Linked DNA regions of Homo sapiens: regions 1, 2, 4, 5, 6 and 7 are each linked to region 3. A link is a contact called in ENCODE Hi-C or POLR2A ChIA-PET data. All regions are on one chromosome and are shown on one strand. The core of a region is the stretch at or near the end of the contact, and the rest is flanking DNA. Distances in the headings are between cores, read along the strand shown. Region 1 holds the start of NAP1L4 (nucleosome assembly protein 1 like 4). Region 2 holds the start of PANO1 (proapoptotic nucleolar protein 1). Region 3 holds the start of LSP1 (lymphocyte specific protein 1). Region 4 holds the start of ZNF195 (zinc finger protein 195). Region 5 holds the start of RIC8A (RIC8 guanine nucleotide exchange factor A). Region 6 holds the start of DEAF1 (DEAF1 transcription factor). Region 7 has its middle 9.5 kb from the start of NLRP6.

Region 1 (2,700 bases), core at 33-2,532, 1.1 Mb before region 3:
GGTTTACAGGCCTGAGCCACGGCGCTCCGCATTAATTTCTTTTTAGAGATGAGGTTTCACTATGTTGCCCAGGCTGGACTTGAATTTCTGGGCTCAAGGAATCCTCCTGCCTCAGCCTCCCAGCTTACCTCTGAGGTTTATAACCGACGCTATGTTCTTAATCCCTCAACCAGGAGCCTTTAAATGGTTTCAAATTTTCCCCATTACAGGAATAACTTGCTAATAATAATAATAATTAGCAATTGTTTCAAAAGTAACGTCATCCCAAAAGAGAACGTTTCTGAAAAAAATGCACATTAGACTTGAAGACCCCCAATGGCACGGTTGAACATGGAAATGAACCAGCCTCAAAAGTCCCAGCGTAGGGGTTATTTTCCAATCAAATTGGATGCCTTTCTACAAAATGTGATGTGCACAGGCTGGGGCTGGTACCTTCACCCCAGCCCAGAGGGCACCATGAGAGGGAGAACAGGGCGGGCGAAACAGGCCAGCTCCTCCCCAGCCCTCTGCCCTGCTCTGCTTCAGGGGGCTGATCTGAGGGCCCAGTGCGCACTGCTTTTCCTCCTTGTCCGACAGGGTCTCCCGCAGGCCAGAACTAGGCTGCTGGGACACTGCGGGGCTCAGGGCGTGGGGGAAGAGATGCAGGCAGTGGCTAGTCCCGTCCTGTCCGCGGAGGTGACCCAGCCCCGACCTCTTCGCAGAGGAAGTGTTCTCCAACCTGGGACCTGGGGGATGAGCGGGGGTTAGGCTTACGTCCCAACCACTAACGGGGCTGGTTGAAAACGGCTCCCAGGCGGAGGGGCCCTCCGCGATGTTCTCAAGGAGTAGCGCGAGGGGACGACATGGGAGGTGGGGTTCTCACATCAGCGGGCGCACGGAGTGCTGGAGGCACCGACCCGCCGCGGACGGGATTGAACTAGGGAACTGGGAGGGCGCAGGAGATAAAGACGGCTGGGGCCGGGGCCCACGGAGAGGGGTGGTGCCCAGTGTCCCGCGAGGATGTGGTGCCACCCGGGGAAGGTCCCGGGAGCGGGGACCCGGGACCCCCCGGAACCACACACGCGGTCTCCACCTTGCCCCGCCCCATTTAAAGAGGCGGAGGAACGCAGGGCGCGCGCCGCGCGGAGGAATATTTGCATATGGCGCGGCGTTTCTTCGGAGGCTTGTGATTGGTTGCTGACTGCGGCGCGAAGCGCAGTTGACTTGCGCCGCGCTCGGCGAATCGCAGCCTGTCTTGCTCGCGGAGAGAGGAGCTAGGAGCCTCGGCCAATGGGAGCCGGCGTTGTTGGAGGCCACGGCGGCGCAGCCCCAAAGCGAGCGAAGCTAGGGTCGCCGCCACTGCCGCAGGAGGCGTGAGGTGCGGAGACACGGGTGCTGGGCCGGTAACGGCGCGCTGGGGAGGGCGGCCGGGCCCGGACGGGCGGGTGGGGCCGCGGGTCCGGCGCGGGCGCGGCGGCGGCCATCTCTGGAAGCCTCGGGGCGGTGGGGCAGGGGCGGGGCCGCGTTCTGGTCGGGGCAGGCAGCGGCGGCCGCGGCGGGGCCTGGGGCTTGGGGCCTGGAGCCCGGGCCTGGGGCGCTGGCGGGAGGCCCCTCCCAACTCCCGGCGCGCCTCGCCCGGCTGCCCGCCTCACTGAAGGTCAAGGCGCTTTGTTCTGCGCCGCGGGCGGCCTCCTGGGCGGCGGCCCCTTGGAGGAGGCGAAGACGGCGAGAGGCGGCGGCCGCTCAAATCTCCCGCTAGCCCAGCCCGCCCCGCGTGCGGGGGCTGTGGCGGTTACACGGCCGGGCGCGCCGGAGCGTTCAGGCTTCCCGTTTTTAAGGTGGAGACGTCCAGGACTTCTTTATTAGATGTTTAGGAATTTGAGTTTTTCCGTAGGGCGGTTGTCATCGTGAGCCTCTGTGGGGTCAGGCTGGGCTAACTGGGGTTTTGATGTCAGTTTGGTGTGGCCGAGGGCATGTCTGACGGGGAAGAAAGTCCTTGGCGTTGCTTCTTAGCTGTTGGGAGCTGTGCGGTGGGAGCGAGCTGGGCGGCGTGCGCTCCCCGAGGACTGGCCTGAGTGGCCTTAGACTAGTTACTCACGGGACTTGGTTTCCCAGCCAAGGTGGGCAGCAAGTCTGTTTACTATTTAAAACCGTCTTTCACAAGGGAAAAGCAAAATCTCCAAAAAAAAAAATTGTACATGTTATGGATGGGAAAGTGCCATGCTTTTCTTTCAGTTCAGAGATGGTGGAAGAGGTCACATTTGTATTTTTTGACCTGACCAGAGTCTTTGTTGTTTTCAATTTTCCCCTTCTGAATGCTTTCCGTTCACCCCAGCGAAGGATGGCCTGGTCATGATAAGACTTTCCACCGTCCACAGTTCTCTAAGTCTGATTGCGGGGCAGGAGGCAGACATGTTTAGGGTCCAGTAAAGGGGACTCCAGCCTTGGGACCTTTAGACCCTAACGTGTGTGTCACATCACCTGCCTGGGTGACTGTGCGCTCCTCTGGCAGGAAGGTCCGCCATTTCATTATGTTCTCGGAGGAATCGTCGGGGCACATTCGTCTGTGCTTTGGTTCGCATCCCCCAGTCTGCATTACTTTTTCCTGTAGTAACCCGTGCCTTATCCTCCTGCATTAGGTTTACGGGGTGAAAATAGACTTTTAAAAATTCTCTTACCTTAGAAATATACAAATATGTAGATTAGGTTGTTGGACCTTAA
Region 2 (2,700 bases), core at 201-2,700, 1.1 Mb after region 3:
CACATCCTGGTCCTGTCCTCTCCCACTGTGCCTGGGGCCTCCTGTGGGTCCTCATCTTCCTGGGAGGGAGGAGCTGTGCTACAAAGTAACCCACATGGGCTACTTTTTTTTTTTTTTTAAATGGAGTTTCTGTCACCCAGGCTGGAGTGCAGTGGCATGATCTCAGCTCACTGCAACCTCTGCCTCCCAGGTTCAAGCGATTCTGCGTCACCCTCTCAAGTAGCTGGGACTAGGGCACTTGCCACCACGCTGGCTAATTTTTGTATTTTTAGTAGACGGGGTTTCACCATGTTGGCCAGGCTGGTCTCGAACTCCTGACCTTAAGTGATCCGCCTGCCTCGGCCTCCAAAAGTGCTGGGATTGCAGGTGTGAGCCACTGCGCCCAGCCCCAAGTGGGGTGCTTTGGATACAAAGTCGCTGTTCGGCGGGTGGGGTTGTGCCTCCACTTCTCCATTGCGCTGGCCCAGCAGTTCCACGGATCACCTGTGTCTGCCCTGGAGGCCACGCCTCCCCCAGGGCACCCTCATCCACCGGCGCTCTGCCACCTGCCCGCGCCCCGCGGGTCCTTGTGCCTGCAGGGGCCTGAGGCCCGGAAACCAAGAAAGGACCTTGGGGACGCGCGGCCCGGCCTCTGCGCGCAGAACTGCCACCCTGCCCGGGGGAACCCACGGCCAGGGGGCGGGTGGGCGCGTGGCTGTGGCCTGGCTGGGCGCAGTAGCCTCGACGGCCAGGAGGGGGAGCCGAAGCCCGGAGGAGGCCGAGGGCGGAGCGCGCGCGGCGCCGAGCGGACGCGCCTCCCCGCCTAGGTGCTGGCCGAGCGCGGGGCGGGCAGGCGAGCGCGGCGGCGGCGGCGAGCGTGGTGAGTGTCTGCCCGGCGGCTCCCTTCTGCTGCGCCCATCCGAACGCGGCCGGGCTGCGGGGGCGAGAGGTGCTGCGGCGGCCGAGGGAGGTGACAGCTGCCCGAACAACGTGGCCTGGCGGGCGGGAGGGGGGGTCCTGGACCAGCGGATGCTCCGATCCGCGGCTGCTCTGGCGTGAGACGCCGTGCTCGGCCCCGACGGTTCCGGGCGCGCTCCCCGCACATACGTGTCCCCGAGGGTGGGTGTCCGGGGCCCGAGCCCAAGGAAGAAAGGCCGACCCGTGTGGGACGCACACGTGGGAGTTCACCGGACATCTGTGGACACGTGCGTGGCCGGAGTCGCGGTGGCCAGGCGGAGGACGGAGCGGTCGGCTGAGCCCCAGCAGTAGGGCAGGGGCCTGAGCCGGCCTCCGAGCGCAGAGAGCGGCCCCCAACCCGCTTCTCCTTTGTCCTCTGGCCGAGGCATCGCGCAGTTGGAGTCCCCTTCCGGGACCCTCCAGCCAGCAGGATAGAAAGCACCGCCCCAAGAGGACGGGGACAGCGGGAGATTGAATGGGGAGCCGCCGGCCAGACTCGGAGCCTCACCCCCATTGCCTTTCTTGGGGGTAGGAGGAGCCTGGCGGCTTCTTGGGTGGAGGATTTTACCCCTGCAGATTCGGAAGCAGCGGTATCTTCCTGTGGGGTGGTCTCTGCTCTCCTGCTGTCTCCCTGGCTTGCCTGTGGCCTCAGTTCACCTGACTATGAAGGGGGGACAGTGACGGCTCACAGCCCGGGGCCCGGCTGGGGCTGCAGGGTTTCTATAGCAACATCAGTGCAGGGGGAGGGCCCTGGCCAGCTGTCTCATAAACCAGGGGTGGGAACTGCCGAGTGAGGGCAGAGAAAGGCGGGGTTGGCGTTCAGAGGGAACCCCTGCCGGTTCTTCCCCAGGCAGAGCCCCTCACTGTCATCATTCTCCACCCAGAAGCTCCTCTCCGCTGCACTGGGTGACGTGCGGGCCCAGGCCTGCCTCTCCGCCCTGGGATCTCTGGGCCTGCTTCTCTTCTTGGGACGAATGGCCGCTCCCCACCTCGGTCGGCCTGACTTCCAGGATTGCCCCTATCATGCAGGTGTCCTCATCCCAGACTGGAGATAGGCTCCCAGGAGGAAGGGGGTTGCTCAGTCCCTGGAGGGCCAGGGTACACCCCTGGGAGGGACTAGAGTGGAGATGAAGGGCCCAGCGCAGCCCGGAGAGCTGTGGCCAGTCTGCACCCGAAGAGTGGGGCGGCAGGGGTGGGGGGGGCTAGGAGGGATCAGGTAGAAGTTCAGAGGTCAGCTTGTCACCACCACTGGCTGAGGCAGGGAAAGGCAGGTCTGACGGTGAAGCCCTGAGTGGGACGGGTGGTGGGGCAGAGGGCTCTGGGCATGCCAGCTCGTGTGCCCTCTGGACCTGCCAGGTGAGCAGGGCCTGTGGGTGGCAACAGTGGCCTCTGGCACCCAGCTAGCTCTTCCCTGTGGACAGCAGGCCTTTTTTGTGGCCCAGCATGAGGCTTCCCTGACATGCATCTGCCCCTAGCAGACACACATCCCACAGACACGAGTGGGTGTTAGCCCATCTCTGCTCCACAGCACCGGATTCCCTGTCCAGGTACATACAGGGTACCCTGGCCCGGAGAAAGCCTCATTCTCAGAGTACCAGCCCTAGACAGATCCAGGCCAGGAAATGCTATAGGGTTCAACCCACAGGCAGCAGACAGGAACACATGTGTGCTGGGGGTGTGGTGGCCACGCGCTGAGGTCCCTGTCGGTGGGTGGCCTCGCTGTGCCAGGTCAGCCTGAGTCAGACCCACCCCTGCTCATCTCTC
Region 3 (2,700 bases), core at 201-2,700:
TCAGAGATGCAGACCCCTCACACATACCAGACCCACAGCAATGTGACGGCCACCAAGGACACAGACACAGGACAGTGACTGCAGCCACCAACAGCACAGGAGCTTTGTGTGAAGGCCGGGAGGTGGTCCCTGCACCGCCCCGGGTCGGGTAGACCGGGACCCTCTGCTGTCAGCACCAAGGCAGAGACTGGTAGCAGCCCTGGCTGCAGTTTTGGGGTATGTGAGCGTCACCCTGGGCCTCCTCTCAGGTCCGTCCTGTGTGGCTGCGGGCATCACACTCTTTCTGCAACCTGGGCCCCAGCGCCTTCCCTTCCGCACACCAGGCCACAGCCCCCGCTGACCTGCTCCTAGGCCGGCCTCTATCCCCAGCACCGGATCCCCATCCCCTGACCATTAGCACGTCGCCCCTCTGCCCCTCAAAGCCCTACCTGTCCCTGCACCGCACGCCCTGAGCCCTCCCATCTCTTCTGGGACCTGCACCGGGGGCAACTCGGGTTCCCCTGGCGAGGCTCAGCTGTGATGCCTGGATGCCTGCTGGCCGGCAGCTCCCCTCTGCCAGGGAGCCCAGTTACTAAGCCGCTAGCCCTCTCCACCCACCCCAGCACAGGGCTGGATGCCCATTGGTACCACAGAGTACAGCTGCCCGCTAGGAGGCCTTTGGCAGCGGGGTTTTTCTGCCCAGCTCTGGCAGTCCTACACACAACCTCTGCCATGCCCCCTCATGTCCCCACTCCAACCAACACACGGTGCCTGGCACCCAGCACAGGCACCTGCCAGAATCCTTGGCCTTGTCCTTTACCGCAGGTCAAGGGCAGCTTTGGGTGCCCTGCCCTGAGGCCTGCTGGGCCCCAAGCCTGGCGGCCTCCAGACCCTCAAGGCAGGATAGCCCCTCTCAGATAGTCCTGTGGGCAGGTGGCCAGGCCCGGGCCAGTTCCACCCATCCCAGAACAGCTGCTCCCCAGCCCCCACCTTGCCTCTTCCCAAGCTAACAGGGCCCACAGTCCCCAGCTCCTCCCTGGCAGTCCAGGACACGTCTTGGGGTCTCCTCGCTTCAGGCATCCACCATGGGCTTAGGATCCCACGCGCCTCCCCCAGTGAGTCCAGGGCACAGAGGCAGGCGGAAGAGACCTCCACCCTTGTTGTGAGAGGGGGGTCCCAGCAAGACTTCCTGCCACCTGTCTGTGGGTCCCCAGTTTCCCCATCGGACATCCAAGTTCTCCCATTGGGGGCCCCAGATTCCCCATCAGGCACCTCAGTTCTCCACCCTCCATGCAGCTCAAGGACTATGCACCCGTGGACACGGCACAGGGCGCCGGGCGTCGCCGCAGACCCTTACCCCAGCAACTCTTCCCGCTCCTCGGCACCCGGGTCACTCGAAGCCTCCGCCATCAGCCTGTAGTCTGGGCCCCACAGGGTGCTGGCAGATCCCTGGAGTGGGTGTACGTGCTGTGGCTTTCAGTGCTTTCTGGGGCGGCTTCTGAGCCCCCACCCCCAGCCGAGTTTCACTTCCCCCTTCCGGCTGCAGGTTGAGGTTTGGAACCTGTCTCGGCTTGGGTCAGGGTGTTGTTTTTTAATCTGTTGCTACAAGAGGAGAGGAAGAAAAAAAAAAAAACCCAAACCACCCCTCAGGAAGCGTTAAGCAAGTTACAGGGGCCTGGGGTGACAGAGACGGGGTGCGAGGGCCAAGATGGCCGCAGGCAGCTCTTCATGGCTCGGGGAGGGGGACCCATGTTACCCCTGGTCCCCGCTAGTAGCTCTGGCCATCAGGTCCACCTGTGAGTGGCCAGTTCTCCTGCAGCATCAGGGACAAACACGTCTGTGATCCCATAAGCACCACGTGAGCGTTTTAGCTTCTTTGGGTGAAATCTACCCAGAGGCCGGCTCTCCTACAGGTGCTCATGGAACTTGGTGGAGTCTTTTCTCGAAGCCTGGGGTCATAGCCTTGAGCACATCAAACAGCTGTGGGTCCCAGGTGGCTTTGGGGGCTGTGCCCGGGATGCCCCTGCGTTCTACCCGTCGGGTGCCTTGTTCTGTCTTGGACTGCCTTGCTGATGCCGAGCTGTCGGGCATCCGCCTCGTCCCCCCGCTGCCCCTTGCTCTCCGTGCTCTGGTCGCTGGAGTTGACCACCGAGTGGTTCGTGTCCCCAGGCTCTAAAGGCAGTGCCTCAGGGACCCTCCCAAGAGGCATAGGCCAGCCCGAGGGGAGGGATGGAGGCTGTTTCCAGCCCTCACTGTCCCCAGCTTCTGGGAGTGACCACGCAGTGGCTCCAGGGTCAGGAGGAGGGATGCATGACTGCAGGAGCCAGACCCCAAAAGCTGAGGCAGGGGAGGACTTAAGCTGGGCCAGAGTAGGGCAGCCACAGAGGTGGCGAAGGCTTCCCTGCTGGAAACCTCAGCGCAGGAGAATGGGAGAAGGGAGCCCTGGCCAGCGGCTGGGCCTGAGAAATCCAACCAGCAAGGACTTACAGGGGGTCCCAAGGCAAAGAGGGGCTGGAGAGAGGCCAGGGGTTGGGAGGGCCCTGGGCCCAGAGTGTTGACCCATCAGGGTGGGGCCGAACCGGAGGCCGCCTCCTTGGGACTCAGCGAGCCCCCCACCCACCAAACACACCACAAAGACCAGCAGAGGCTTTCAGAGCCCCACGAGTGGAGGCACCAGAGGGATCCGTGGCCCAGACGATGGGCAGGGCTAAAACCAGATCA
Region 4 (2,700 bases), core at 7-2,506, 1.5 Mb before region 3:
GCACCCAGGGCAGATAGGGTGCCAGGATTCAATGAAAGGTTGATTCCTAGTTACCTGCAAGAAGAAAGCACTTTATAGGTACTAATTCTCCCCCCTTATTTAAAGTTGGATCTTTTGTAAGATAATGTTCCGTCATACAGAAATGCATGTACACATGTATATATGTGATTGGTGCTTTTACTCACACAGCCCCCCAACCACGGGAAGAAACAGACAATCACAGCTTGATCATTAGGGCTAAGGCCAAATAGCAAGATAAGTCTGCCTCTAGTCTATTTCCTCCATATCTAAATGTTGGAGGTCAAGGCTATGGACAGATCTGAAGATGTGTTCTCTCCTCTTAGGGCCCCATTATTGATGGGCAGCAGTCCTCTACCCGTGGATATTTTCTTTTGCTTTCCCCTATGCTCTCTAGGATCACCATCTCGTCCACCCTTCGACCGGAGGAGAGATGTTTGTAGCAAGAGGCTGTTCCCTCACCTCTGGCTGAAAAGGGACTTTCAGACCCTCCACTTCCTGACATAAGGGAGGTTAGACCTCAGAGCTGCACTTTAGTGTGGCAGCTATTGATCATGTGTGGCTATTGAATAACAGGAATACAGCTGGTCTGAACTGAAATGTGCTGAAAAGGTAAAATACAGAGTGAGCTTCAAAGATTTAGTACCCCAAAATATATACTTCCTTACCAATTGTATATTGACCATAGAGGAAAATGGTTACATACTGGGTTAAATTATTACAATCAACTTCACCTGTTTCTTAGTACATTTTAAAACGTGGCTACTAGAAAATTTAAGATTCACACATGGCTTACATTTTAATTCTTAGAGGCTTGAATCCTTTTTGAAATTTCAGGCTGTCTGTTCAAAGGACCAAAAGCCAGGAAGGCCATAAAATATAAAAATTCAAAATGATTGTCTTTATTTTCTTCTTTCCATTGGTGAATAACATATATTTATTATTTATAAATAAACATAACCGCAGTCACAAGATGAAATGTAAATATCCTCTAGGTGGGGCCGGACAGCGCAGGCAGGAAGCCCCGCTCCAAAAGATCGCGGCCAGCACCTGTCCTTGCTGTCTCATTCGGCCCATTGTCTGATTACAGCTCCTGTCACTCAGGGCCTGAGGGGGCGGGGCGTGATGCCCTATCCAATCAGAGGAGTAGGGGCGGGGACTGTCCAATCAGGCACATGTCTGGAGAGGAGAGGACGGCTTCCGGGATCTAGCGGGGCCTTTGTCCCGACAGAGCTCCACTTCCTGTCCCCGCGGCTCTGTGTCCCCTGCTAGCCGTAGGTCGTGTGACCCGCAGGCACCGGGAGATCCAGAAGTGAAACGCCAGGCTCTCTGGAGGCCAGGAGATGGTGAGTGTAGGGGCCAGGCCTCCTGAGAGACAGGGAGGGGCGGACTGGAACCCGCGGTACCGGCTCGGGAGGAACCGGGCTGCCCGGGTGGGTTCCGGGCTCCGCGGACCCGAGGCCCCTCCAGCTGCACCATGGCGGCCGGGCCCCGCGCGCCCCGGCGCATCCCTGCAGAGCGGCTTTGGCCCAAGCCCAGAGCCATGTCCCCCCGGCAGCTCTTCGCCCGCAGACCCTCGTCTCCCCGAGTCAGGAAGGGAGAATCCCGACTCCGTGGGTGGTTTGTGCATAAGAGGATGATCTGTAGCCCGTGGGGGCCCCAGTCCCTCCTTTCTCTCGAGGGAGTCCTTGCAAAAATGTGAAAGAGTTTTATTTGAGCAAAGAGCGATTCATGAATGGCAGAGGACCCAACCATGTTTTTTGGGTTTGGAGGTCCCACCAGCCGGCCTTGAAGGAAAGGCTTTTATCAGGTGCATGAGGAAGCAAACCACATTCATTCATTAGTTCGGTACAGTTACGTCATCTCCTGATTTCAGCTATCTAGGCTGAAATTTTCTGGTCCTGTAATCAGAAGTTAATTAGAGGTTTGTGGTTGACGAAGCCTGAATTTTGTTTCTGCAAGATAGTCATTTGCAAGAAACGCATCTGAGTTAGATTTTTTTTTTTAACCTAAGAACCCAGGGCACTAGAGCCACCTCAGTCGGATTGCCTGCTATTTAATTATTATTATTTTTGAGATGGAGTCTCGCTCTGTCCCCCAGGCTGGAGTGCAGTGGCGCGATCTCGGCTCACTGCAACCTCTGCCTCCCGGGTTCAATCAATTCTCCTGCCTCAGCCTCCCGAGTAGCTGAGATTACAGTCCTGCACCACCACGCCCGGCTAATTTTTGTATTTTTAGTAGAGACGGGGTTTCACCATGTTGGCCAGGCTGGTCTTGAACTCCTGACCTCATGTGATCCGCCTGCCTTGGCCTCCCAAAGTGCTGGGATTACAGTCGTGAGCCACTGCGCCCAGCCTGGACGGCACTTTTTAAGAGATTTGTTTTCTGTTTGTAATCATTCCACGTGACAGGAAAGCAGAGAATCATCCCCTGACGCTATTGTAAAAAGTCTTTGTGCCTCTCCTCCTTTTTATTTTCCCTAGGCACAGACACCTTACCAGAATGTCTTTGGTTTGAGGTTCCACTTTGGAAACTTGACAGGGTGATTTGCTCTCAGCCACCCTCTGGACTTTTTCCTCAGTTTCAGTATTGTCCAGGGATAACACAGGATGCCCACCATGGCCATGTCTGCTGGAGCATCTAGTGAATTTCAGGCCCTGGGTTATTTCTCAGAGGACAGCC
Region 5 (2,700 bases), core at 10-2,509, 1.6 Mb after region 3:
CGCCCCCCGGCCTCAGGCGGCCGCTTACCTCCTGGTTGTATGACCGCAGAGCTTCCATAATCACATCCTCCTCACCCGTCTCCACGGCTTCTGCAACCGCCCGGGGCTCCATGGCGCGCCGGGGAAGGCGGGACGGGCCCTTCCTCAGCCGTTCCGGGCCGCAGTTCGCCGGCCCCGCCCTGGCCCAGAAAGCCCCGCGCCAGCGCGCGGGGGAGGCCGGGACGGGGCGCGGCGTCTGGTGGCGCTTTAACGGGGCGCAGCGTCTGGTGGCGCTTTAAGGGGGCGCGGCCTGAGGCAGAACTGGCGGCTCGGAGGTTTTAAGACCCGAGTCGAGGGGCTGAGTCGCTCTGAACCGAACTGACCCCTCTCCTTGTGACCCGCGCTTCTTGGGCCAGAAGTTCCAACAGGAAACGATCTCAGCCCCCACCGTGCCCTGCCACACACACAGTGACGCCCCTCGAGCTCCACAGAACCGATGGGATGTAGAGGGGAAAGCCGAAGTGGAAAGGAATTTTCAGTCCTGGGCCATTGGGTTCGTTAGGCGTTTGCTGGGGAATGCAGGCGAACGGGATTCCCAGGTCCCTGCCTTTGTGGAGCTTATGTTCCAGAGGGGAAGGGGGACAAGGAAAAACAAAAGGACACGAGGCGGTCACAGGGCTGTGCTTCAAAAGAAGCAAAAGGCGACTGCTGGGCTGCAACGGGCTGTGAGGAAGTGCTGTTTTTGCTGACACCGGACGGTGGGAAGTGAGCCGGGAAAAGACTGGAGGAGCCACTCCAGGCAGAAGGAGCAGCACTTGCAAAGGTGGAGGGGCCGAGAGAAAGGGGAGCAACCCAGTCTGGCCTGGACTCAGTTCCCTCTTGAAAAGCAAAGATCCTGCGTGTCCGTTTCAGTGGCCGTCATGAGGATTCAGTGACGCACAGGAAGCGCGATCCACTCGCTCTTCTAACAAGTGCCCGGGAGCAAAGGCGTCTACGGCCCCCAGTCCCCGCGCCGCCTCCCAGTCTCTCTCCCGGCTTCACTTTCCTGTAGTGCGTTCTGTACGGCTGTATTCGACGCGGCGCGCACTCGCAGGCACGAGCGAGGCGCCGATCTCCACTTGACAGAGGAGGCACCCCTGCCCCCACCACACCCAGTGCTCCTCGCGGGCTTCTGCCCGAGGGGTCTGCTCCTTCCTCATGACCCGCCTGTGAATCCTTCCTAACCGTTAGGACCTAACCCACAGAAGCGTCTTTCCACCACCATCGTCTAGGCACTGAGCAAGCAAACGGCCCCGCCCCGCCCCACGTTCACAGGAACACCAAACGTCACATCCGCGGTGCTGCTGTAATCCCAGCACCTTGGGAGCCCGGCAGGCGGGGGCTGCAGTGAGCTGAGATCGCGCCACTGTCTGCGCGACAGTGCTGAAAATAAGCCACAGATATGCCCATCGCTTCCGCGCCCGGCAGTTCCCCACCCTCGGCCCTAAGCCGGAAGTCAGCGAGCCCGAAGCGGAAGGGGCTGGGCTATCTAGGGGCGTGGTCGGTGCGGAGGCGGGGCCATCGCTAGCTGGGGGCGGGGCCGGAAGCTCTTTCCCCGCGACTGCGCCACGTCTGAGGCGGCTGTGGCCGCGTCGGTGTCCGCGTCGAGGAGCCGGGGCAGGGCACGATGGCGGACTGGGCTCGGGGTGAGCGCGGGAGAGCGGAGCCGTTGGGGGCAGGGCCGGGCCGAAACCGACGCCGCTGCCTGTAGAGCCGCGTGCGCCTGCCTCTGGCCCAGCTGGGGTGACCTCGGCCGAGAGGACCCTGTCAGGGGGGCGGATTCGGATCCTTCCGGGTCCGAGCAGGGCCGGGTTTCGGCCGGCACTGCCGTTAGGACCGAAGGCGCGCGTGGCGGCCCAGCAGCTCCAGCGAGGGGTCGCGCAGCAGCGGGGTCTCCCCACTCCCCGCCGCCCCCTGTGAGATCGTTCTGCATGGGTTCGGGGTGAGCGGGAGTCGGCATTCGACAGGTCCCGAGGCCAGGCCCTAGGAGTAGAGGCTGTGCTCCGCTGGTGTCCAAGCAGGACTCTTACTTTGGCCTCGGTGGCCCCATTTCCCCTCCTGGAGCCCGTGTTCTTGTCTGCAAAGTGGGATATTGATGCCTGTCTCTGTGAGGTGTTATGATGATTAAAGGAATTTATAAATATGAAGTGGCTGGAAGGACGCTGGCATCCCTTCCTGACACTGAAGCTAGGGAGGAGGTGGTTCTCACGCACCTGATGTGACAGAACTTCCTTATCCCCTGGCCCAGCCTGTCACAGGCCAGGCCTCTGCGAGCACTCTGCCCTGGGTGTTGCAGGAAGCCCCATGCGGGATGCAGACCAAGGATCCCGCTCCTGGTCGACCTCAGCTCCCGTCTCGGGGAAATTGGGAACTTTGCTCAGCCATTTTCTGTGCGGTAAAGGGCCTTCCCAATGTTCTGTCCTGGTTCCTTGCCACCTCTTCAGGACCTAGCTCAAAGGTCGTCTCTGCAGGAGCCTTTCTGCTGCCTTGCTGGGTACTTTTCCCAAGTCTTTTCTATGCTCTTAGCAGAGTTTACTCTTTTTCTATAAGAATGGGCTCCACATACACAGATGGTGACCTCCCTGGATGCAAGTGTCACATCATACTAGCACCCCAGGGCTGGGTCCAGTTTTTGCTACACAGTCTCAGAAGGTGCTGGTTGGACCGAACCCATTGTGGGTG
Region 6 (2,700 bases), core at 120-2,619, 1.2 Mb after region 3:
GTCTTGCTATGTTGCCCAGGCTGGCCTCAAATGATCCTGCAGCCTCGGCTTCCCAAACTGTCAGGCTTACAGGCCTGAGCCACTGCGCCCAACCTAAACTTAATTTTTAACCAAATGAAAATACACAAAACAAACCTGGTTACTAGAGGCTGTCCTGCCTATGGAGTAGCCATTCTTTATTCCTTCAAAACAATGCACCTAATTACTAGAGAACACGCACGAAGGTTTGGCACTTCAGCGCCCGCGTATGGGAGTTCTGGCTGTACCCACAGACAGCAGAAGGCGGCTCCTCTGCAGGATGGCCGATTTACTGCTTTGGTCTGTCCCTTCCTCCTCTCGGAGGCGAGTCTCTCAGGCAGGACGGCTGAGGCACCGGCGCCCGCGATTTTCTTTGGCGAGAGTTCCAAGGCTACCGAAACCCTGCGCCCATCCCGCCCACGTGTCTTCACAAAAACCACGCGCGGGACAAGAGCTGCCGGGGACTGGGGCCCCCAGAGCCGCTCCGCACCCACCCTGCCCGGGGCCAGGCGCCCGCGCGCGGGGGAGCTCTTCGGGGTGCAGGACGCCCGCCACCCAGGCCAGGCCAGGCCGCGCTTCTCGATGGGGTGACGGAGCTGTCTCGCTCACGTAGAGACGGTGGCACGGCCCCGTGAGCGCACCGAAAGCGGAAACCGGATTGTCACCACAGGGAAACGCCGCGCCCGCCGCTGCAAGCCCGGAAGCCCCCACCCCGCCCGAGCTCACCTCGCCGCGGGGCCGCCATCTTACCCGCCCCGCCCGCCGGTCCGTCGCGATCCCGGCAGCCTCTCGGCCCGCGCGCTCGCGCTCCTTCGGCCATTTTCGCGTCTCCTGACGAAGGGGCCCGACCGCGCCGCGTTTCGGGAGCGGACGTCCGAGCCACGGCCGAGGCCCGATTAGTCCGTCCGGCACCGCTCGGGCACTTTCGGAAGGGAAGAGGTGGAGAACCGACGTTCGGGAGCATTCGGCCTCGGGGACATTCGGCTCGTCTCGGCTCGGCCTCGGGCTGACTCGGCTTCCGCCGGCGGCGGGAACGGGCGAAACCCGCGGCACTAAGCTCTCTCTGAGAGGCAGAATTGCGCCGGCCGCCGGCGAGAATCTGCCTAGAGCCGTCCAGCCCTGTCGGCCGGGGACGACAGCCGCCTCAGCCTGTCAGGACAGTGAGGAGAGCAGGGGCCGAGTCTCTCGGAAGCCCTCGTGAGGACTCGGACCTATTCGGACTGATTCGGCTTCCCACTTCGGGGAACTTCGACCCTCCTCGGTTCAGGACTCGGTCTCGGCTCGGCGGCTTCGTGCAGGTTCGGCTCCTACTCGGGCAGCCTCTGTTCGCCTCGGCTCCGCTCCGCGGGCGGACTCGGCTCGGCTCTGCTCGGCGGCTGGCTGCCTTTTCGGTCCCTATTCGGGCGGCGGCTTCGGGCGGCCTCGGCCCAGCTCGGGCGTCCTCTTCGGGCCCCGCTTCGGGCTCCGCGACCGGCGCTTCGGGCGGTCCCGGACGGCGCCTTCGGGAAGGCTCGGCGGAGTCCGGATGGAGGACTCGGACTCGGCGGCAAAGCAGCTGGGCCTGGCTGAGGCGGCGGCGGTGGCGGCCGCGGCCGCTGTGGCGGCGGCGGCCGCGGCCGCGGCAGGAGGCGAGGCGGAGGAGCCGGTGCTGAGCAGGGACGAGGACTCGGAGGAGGACGCAGACTCGGAGGCGGAGCGGGAGACGCCGCGGGTCACGGCAGTGGCGGTGATGGCGGCGGAGCCCGGGCACATGGACATGGGCGCCGAGGCCCTGCCCGGCCCCGACGAGGCCGCCGCTGCCGCAGCCTTCGCAGGCAAGTGCGCCCGCCGGCCTCTCGCCTCGTCCGGTTCCCGCGCGCCTACCCCGCGCGCCTGCCCCGCACAACTGTCCCAGGTGACCAGCCCGCCACACCTGTCCCTCACACCTGCTCCACGTGACCAGCCCGCTCCACCCGCCCTGCACACCTGCCCCTCACACCTGCTCCACGTGACCCGCCCGCCCCACCCGCCCTGCACACCTGCCCCACGTGACTAGCTCACCCCTCACATCTGCCTCTCACACCTGCCCCACCCGCCCCTCACACTTTCCCCACGTACCTGCTCCAGGTGACCAGCCTGCCCCACCTGCCACAAATACCTGCCTCGCACACCTGCTCGACGTTTCCAGCCTTCCCCACCTGCCCCACGTGATCGGCCTGCCCTACCTGCCCCGCACACCTGCCCCACATACCTGCCCCAGGTGACCAGCCTGCCCCACCTACCCCAAACACCTGCCCCGCACACCTGCCCCTGGTGACCTGCCTAGCCTCACCTGACCTGGCCCTGCCCTGCACACACCTGCCCCCTGCCCCCCTTTTCTTTGTGGCAGCCCCGCCTCCTACTGGTCCCCCCTGTGCAGCTCTGCCCCTGCCCTGCCTTCGTCCATCCTGGCTCCCCCCACCTGTCCTGGAGAAGCCCTGGGGTGGGTGGGCACCTGTGGTCACCAGGAACCCCCCACTTCCTGAGGGCCAGTTCAGGCATGACCTGAGCGCTGGGGAGCCAGGGGTGGGCAGCCTGCTGGAGGCCATGATGCCAGAGGTCAGCGTGGCTGTGTGGTGGCCCAGGGGGGCTGCGGAGCCACCTGTGCAGGCTCCCCTCCCAGTCCTCCCTCTTCCTCTTGCCTTTTTCCCTAAGGACCTGCTC
Region 7 (2,700 bases), core at 48-2,547, 1.6 Mb after region 3:
AGCTGAGATTACAGGCGCCTGCCACCATGCCCGGCTAATTTTTGTATTTTTAGTAGAGATGGGGTTTCACCATGTTGGCCAGGCTGGTCTCAAACTCCTGACCTCAAGTGATCCACCTGCCTCGGCCTCCCAAAGTGCTGCGATTACAGGCGTGAGCCACCGTGCCCGGCCGACCTTGGATTCTTAGATATAACACCAAAAGCATGGGCAATGACAACAACAACAAAAAGATAAATTGTACTTCATCAAAATTAAAATCTTTTGTGCATCAAAGGACACTATCAAGGGGCTGAAGAGATCACCACAGAATGGGAGAAAATGTTTGCGAATCATATATCTGGTAAGGATTCATATACGTAATATAAAAAGGACTCCTTCAAATCAACAACCAAAACCCAAACAGCACAATTTCAAAATGAGCAAAGGACTTGAATAGACATTTCTCAAAAAAAAAAAAAGATGCGAATGACTGACAAGCACGTGAAAAGTTGCCCAACCTCGTTAGTCATTACAAAAATGCAAATGAAAAGAACAGTGAGATACCTTCTTACCTCCACTAGGATGGCAATTATTATGCAACTAAACAAAACAAACATGAAGAAAACAAGTGATGGGAAGCCTCCCATGTTGCTGGTGGGACGGTAAAATGATGCAACTGTTGAAAACAGTTTGTTTTTTCTTAAAAGACGCGGAAGAATTGAAAACAGGAACTGAAACCACACTCGTGTTCACTTTGCTAGTAGCGTTATTCATAACAGTCAAAATGTGGAAGCAACCAAGTGTTCCTAAACAGGTGAACAGACAAACAAAACTCAGTCTATCCGTACAGAGAAATGCGATTCAGGAATGAGAGCCCGACGCATGGGTGAACCTTGGGCACATCACGCTGAGTGACATGAACCTGACACAGAAGGACACGTACTGTATGAATCCACTTCTATGAAATAATTAGAACAGGCAAATCCGTAGAGACTGAAAGTAGATGAGACACGTGACCAGAGGCTGGGGGGACGGAGGAATGCAGAGTTGCTGTTTAATGGGGACGGAGTTTCTGTCTGACGGATAGAAAGGATTTTGGAAATAGTGGTGATGGTTACACAATATTGTGCATGTAACTAACATCATTGAACTGCACACTTAAAAATGATTAAAACAAAAAGAGTTCTGTTACGTCTGATCCTTTGCCACGATTTTTAAATAGCGCCTGCCCCGTGGTCAGTGCCTCCTGTGTTGGCCGCAATGCTGTGCTCCTCACAGCTGGCGCTGACCGCTATTTCCTGCTCTAGGGCGGTAGGCGGCATCTGAGAGCATGAACAAAATGCCCTACCCAGAAGGAGCTACGTCTTTGTTGGGAGACAGAAAATAAACAGGATACATAAATAAACAACACATGGATTAAACAGTGCCAAGGGCGGGGCGCGGTGGCTCATATCTGTGATCCCAGCACTTTGGGAGGCAGAGGCGGGCGGATCACTTGAGGTCAGGAGTTCGAGATCAGCCTGGCCAACATGGTGAAACCCCGTCTCTACTAAAAATACAAAAATTAGCCAGGCGTGGTGGCGGGCATCTGTAATCCCAGCTACTCGTGAGGCTGAGGCAAGAAAATAGTTTGAACCCAGGAGGCAGAGATTGCAGTGAGCAGAGATCACGCCACTGCACTCCAGCCTGTGTGACAGAGCGAGACTGCGTCTCAAAAAACAAAAACAAAAAACAAACAAAAACAGTGCCAAGGACAGAGCAGAGCGGAGAGAGGAGAATAAACGAGGGGGCAGGTCCGCGGTGGGGACGCAGTCAGGTGCAGGGCAGGGCCGTGGTCTGGCAGGAGCTGGCCCACTCAGGACACAGGAGGCCTGGGTGGCTGGGAGAGCCAGGGGGGCCGAGGAGCGGGCAAGGCTCCCTGGGCTGCTGTGGGGCTGGGGAGGGTGTGAGGGAGGGAGACGTCCGGCTCTCCTGAGGGGAAGGGAATCAGAGAGGGGCCACGCTCTGCACATGCGTAAAAAGGGTGGATCCCATGTGGCGTGTGAGATGAGAAGGGCTGAGGCAAGAGGAGGGATGGAAGTGGGGAACTAGAGCGAGGAACAGGGTTTGCAGGTAACGCCCAAGGCCCAGGTATCCTAGTTTGAGAAGCCTATTTACCAGGGAGCTGGGATGGCCGGGACCAACCCGGGCAGCAGCCGTGCAGCCCCTCCTAGTCACCACCCCCAGCCCAAGGAGGGACAGGTGAGGACTTCAAAGGGCCAAGCCCTCCAGCGTCCTCATCAGAAGCTCAGGTGAGGGCACACAACGTGAATTTACCGTTGCACAGTGCAAGCTCCAGCAAGTGAGGCTCAGCAGTGCCCTTGCAGAAGGAAGTGTTTTCCCCCAGCCTTGTCCCCGCTGCGGTGATTCCCCTCAGGGCAAAAAATCACTCCCCGGAGGCTCCCGCAGTCCCCCAGAACCATTCACTGCCCCATCTCTTCCGGGTCCACCCCACGAAGCTTGATCCACTCTCTTCACCCTCCCGGCTCCCAAAACTGTCCAGGGACCCGTGGAATTTCAGGGTCTAACAGCAGCAAAGCACCTTTTGCTCTCAAACTTCTCTGAAGTTCATTCCGCCCTCGGGCTGGCACGATGTCCTGTCCAGCTCCTCCCGCCTCCTCCTCGCCCCTCCCCCTCCTCCCCTCCTCGCTCCTCCCCCCTCCTTGCTCCTCCCCCCTCCTC

What was found. A loop is a pair of places that touch in the nucleus more often than their neighbours do. ChIA-PET counts read pairs that join two places held with the same protein, here RNA polymerase II (POLR2A). Pooled maps may share reads with other maps.
Region 1: a loop to region 3 is called in a map with no recorded cell type, with 10 times the contacts of the local background. The contact joins the promoter of NAP1L4 here to the promoter of LSP1 in region 3. A Hi-C loop is called at or near these places in 5 of 37 single-sample maps with no recorded cell type and 7 of 50 pooled maps.
Region 2: a map with no recorded cell type shows a loop between it and region 3 (6-fold over the local background). The contact joins the promoter of PANO1 here to the promoter of LSP1 in region 3. A Hi-C loop is called at or near these places in 6 of 37 single-sample maps with no recorded cell type and 3 of 50 pooled maps.
Region 4: a pooled map shows a loop between it and region 3 (9-fold over the local background). The contact joins the promoter of ZNF195 here to the promoter of LSP1 in region 3. A Hi-C loop is called at or near these places in 2 of 37 single-sample maps with no recorded cell type and 3 of 50 pooled maps.
Region 5: a loop to region 3 is called in a map with no recorded cell type, with 19 times the contacts of the local background. The contact joins the promoter of RIC8A here to the promoter of LSP1 in region 3. A Hi-C loop is called at or near these places in 2 of 37 single-sample maps with no recorded cell type and 5 of 50 pooled maps.
Region 6: a map with no recorded cell type shows a loop between it and region 3 (27-fold over the local background). The contact joins the promoter of DEAF1 here to the promoter of LSP1 in region 3. A Hi-C loop is called at or near these places in 4 of 37 single-sample maps with no recorded cell type and 4 of 50 pooled maps. POLR2A ChIA-PET finds 5 or more read pairs at or near these places in 1 of 52 experiments (activated B cell).
Region 7: a pooled map shows a loop between it and region 3 (39-fold over the local background). The contact joins the enhancer-like site here to the promoter of LSP1 in region 3. A Hi-C loop is called at or near these places in 5 of 37 single-sample maps with no recorded cell type and 5 of 50 pooled maps. POLR2A ChIA-PET finds 5 or more read pairs at or near these places in 1 of 52 experiments (B cell).

What each region holds. Positions count from the first base shown.
Region 1 is chr11:2,990,911-2,993,610 of GRCh38, reverse strand. It overlaps NAP1L4 (nucleosome assembly protein 1 like 4), which reads left to right and starts at 1,282. Exons shown (of 16, transcript NM_005969.4): 1 at 1,282-1,357. RefSeq lists enhancers at 1,018-1,312, 1,857-2,700.
Region 2 is chr11:796,376-799,075 of GRCh38, reverse strand. It overlaps PANO1 (proapoptotic nucleolar protein 1), which reads right to left and starts at 1,450. Exons shown (of 1, transcript XM_034751809.2): 1 at 1-1,450. The coding sequence starts at 1,450. The coding sequence ends at 803. It overlaps SLC25A22 (solute carrier family 25 member 22), which reads left to right and starts at 795. Exons shown (of 10, transcript NM_001191061.2): 1 at 795-859. RefSeq lists a silencer at 421-1,080 and enhancers at 703-1,219, 1,441-1,610, 1,751-1,810, 1,881-1,950, 2,511-2,650 and 1 more.
Region 3 is chr11:1,851,834-1,854,533 of GRCh38, reverse strand. It overlaps LSP1 (lymphocyte specific protein 1), which reads right to left and starts at 1,450. Exons shown (of 11, transcript NM_002339.3): 1 at 1,337-1,450. The coding sequence starts at 1,389. RefSeq lists enhancers at 1,359-1,678, 2,670-2,700.
Region 4 is chr11:3,377,702-3,380,401 of GRCh38, reverse strand. It overlaps ZNF195 (zinc finger protein 195), which reads left to right and starts at 1,256. Exons shown (of 6, transcript NM_001130520.3): 1 at 1,256-1,364. The coding sequence starts at 1,362. RefSeq lists enhancers at 1,009-1,303, 992-1,555 and a silencer at 1,481-1,550.
Region 5 is chr11:206,267-208,966 of GRCh38, reverse strand. RIC8A (RIC8 guanine nucleotide exchange factor A) reads right to left here and starts at 1,259. Exons shown (of 10, transcript NM_001286134.2): 1 at 29-1,259. The coding sequence starts at 112. BET1L (Bet1 golgi vesicular membrane trafficking protein like) reads left to right here and starts at 1,568. Exons shown (of 4, transcript NM_001098787.2): 1 at 1,568-1,664. The coding sequence starts at 1,646. RefSeq lists silencers at 57-346, 347-545, 1,607-1,726, 1,837-1,896 and enhancers at 53-672, 648-817, 673-1,294, 1,841-2,342, 2,653-2,700.
Region 6 is chr11:693,891-696,590 of GRCh38, reverse strand. It overlaps DEAF1 (DEAF1 transcription factor), which reads left to right and starts at 1,369. Exons shown (of 12, transcript NM_021008.4): 1 at 1,369-1,832. The coding sequence starts at 1,544. TMEM80 (transmembrane protein 80) reads right to left here and starts at 775. Exons shown (of 5, transcript NM_001042463.3): 1 at 745-775. The coding sequence starts at 763. RefSeq lists silencers at 378-797, 1,298-1,597, 1,608-1,727, 1,748-1,997 and enhancers at 311-850, 851-1,392, 1,393-1,932.
Region 7 is chr11:267,513-270,212 of GRCh38, reverse strand. No RefSeq gene overlaps it. Among named protein-coding and RNA genes, the nearest start is that of NLRP6, 9.5 kb to the left of the region's middle. RefSeq lists an enhancer at 664-733. Within about 2 kb of position 1,297, at least 26 of the 41 ENCODE cell types and tissues checked have a DNase peak (open chromatin) inside an H3K27ac peak, as active enhancers do; they include B cell, where a contact is called at or near this core.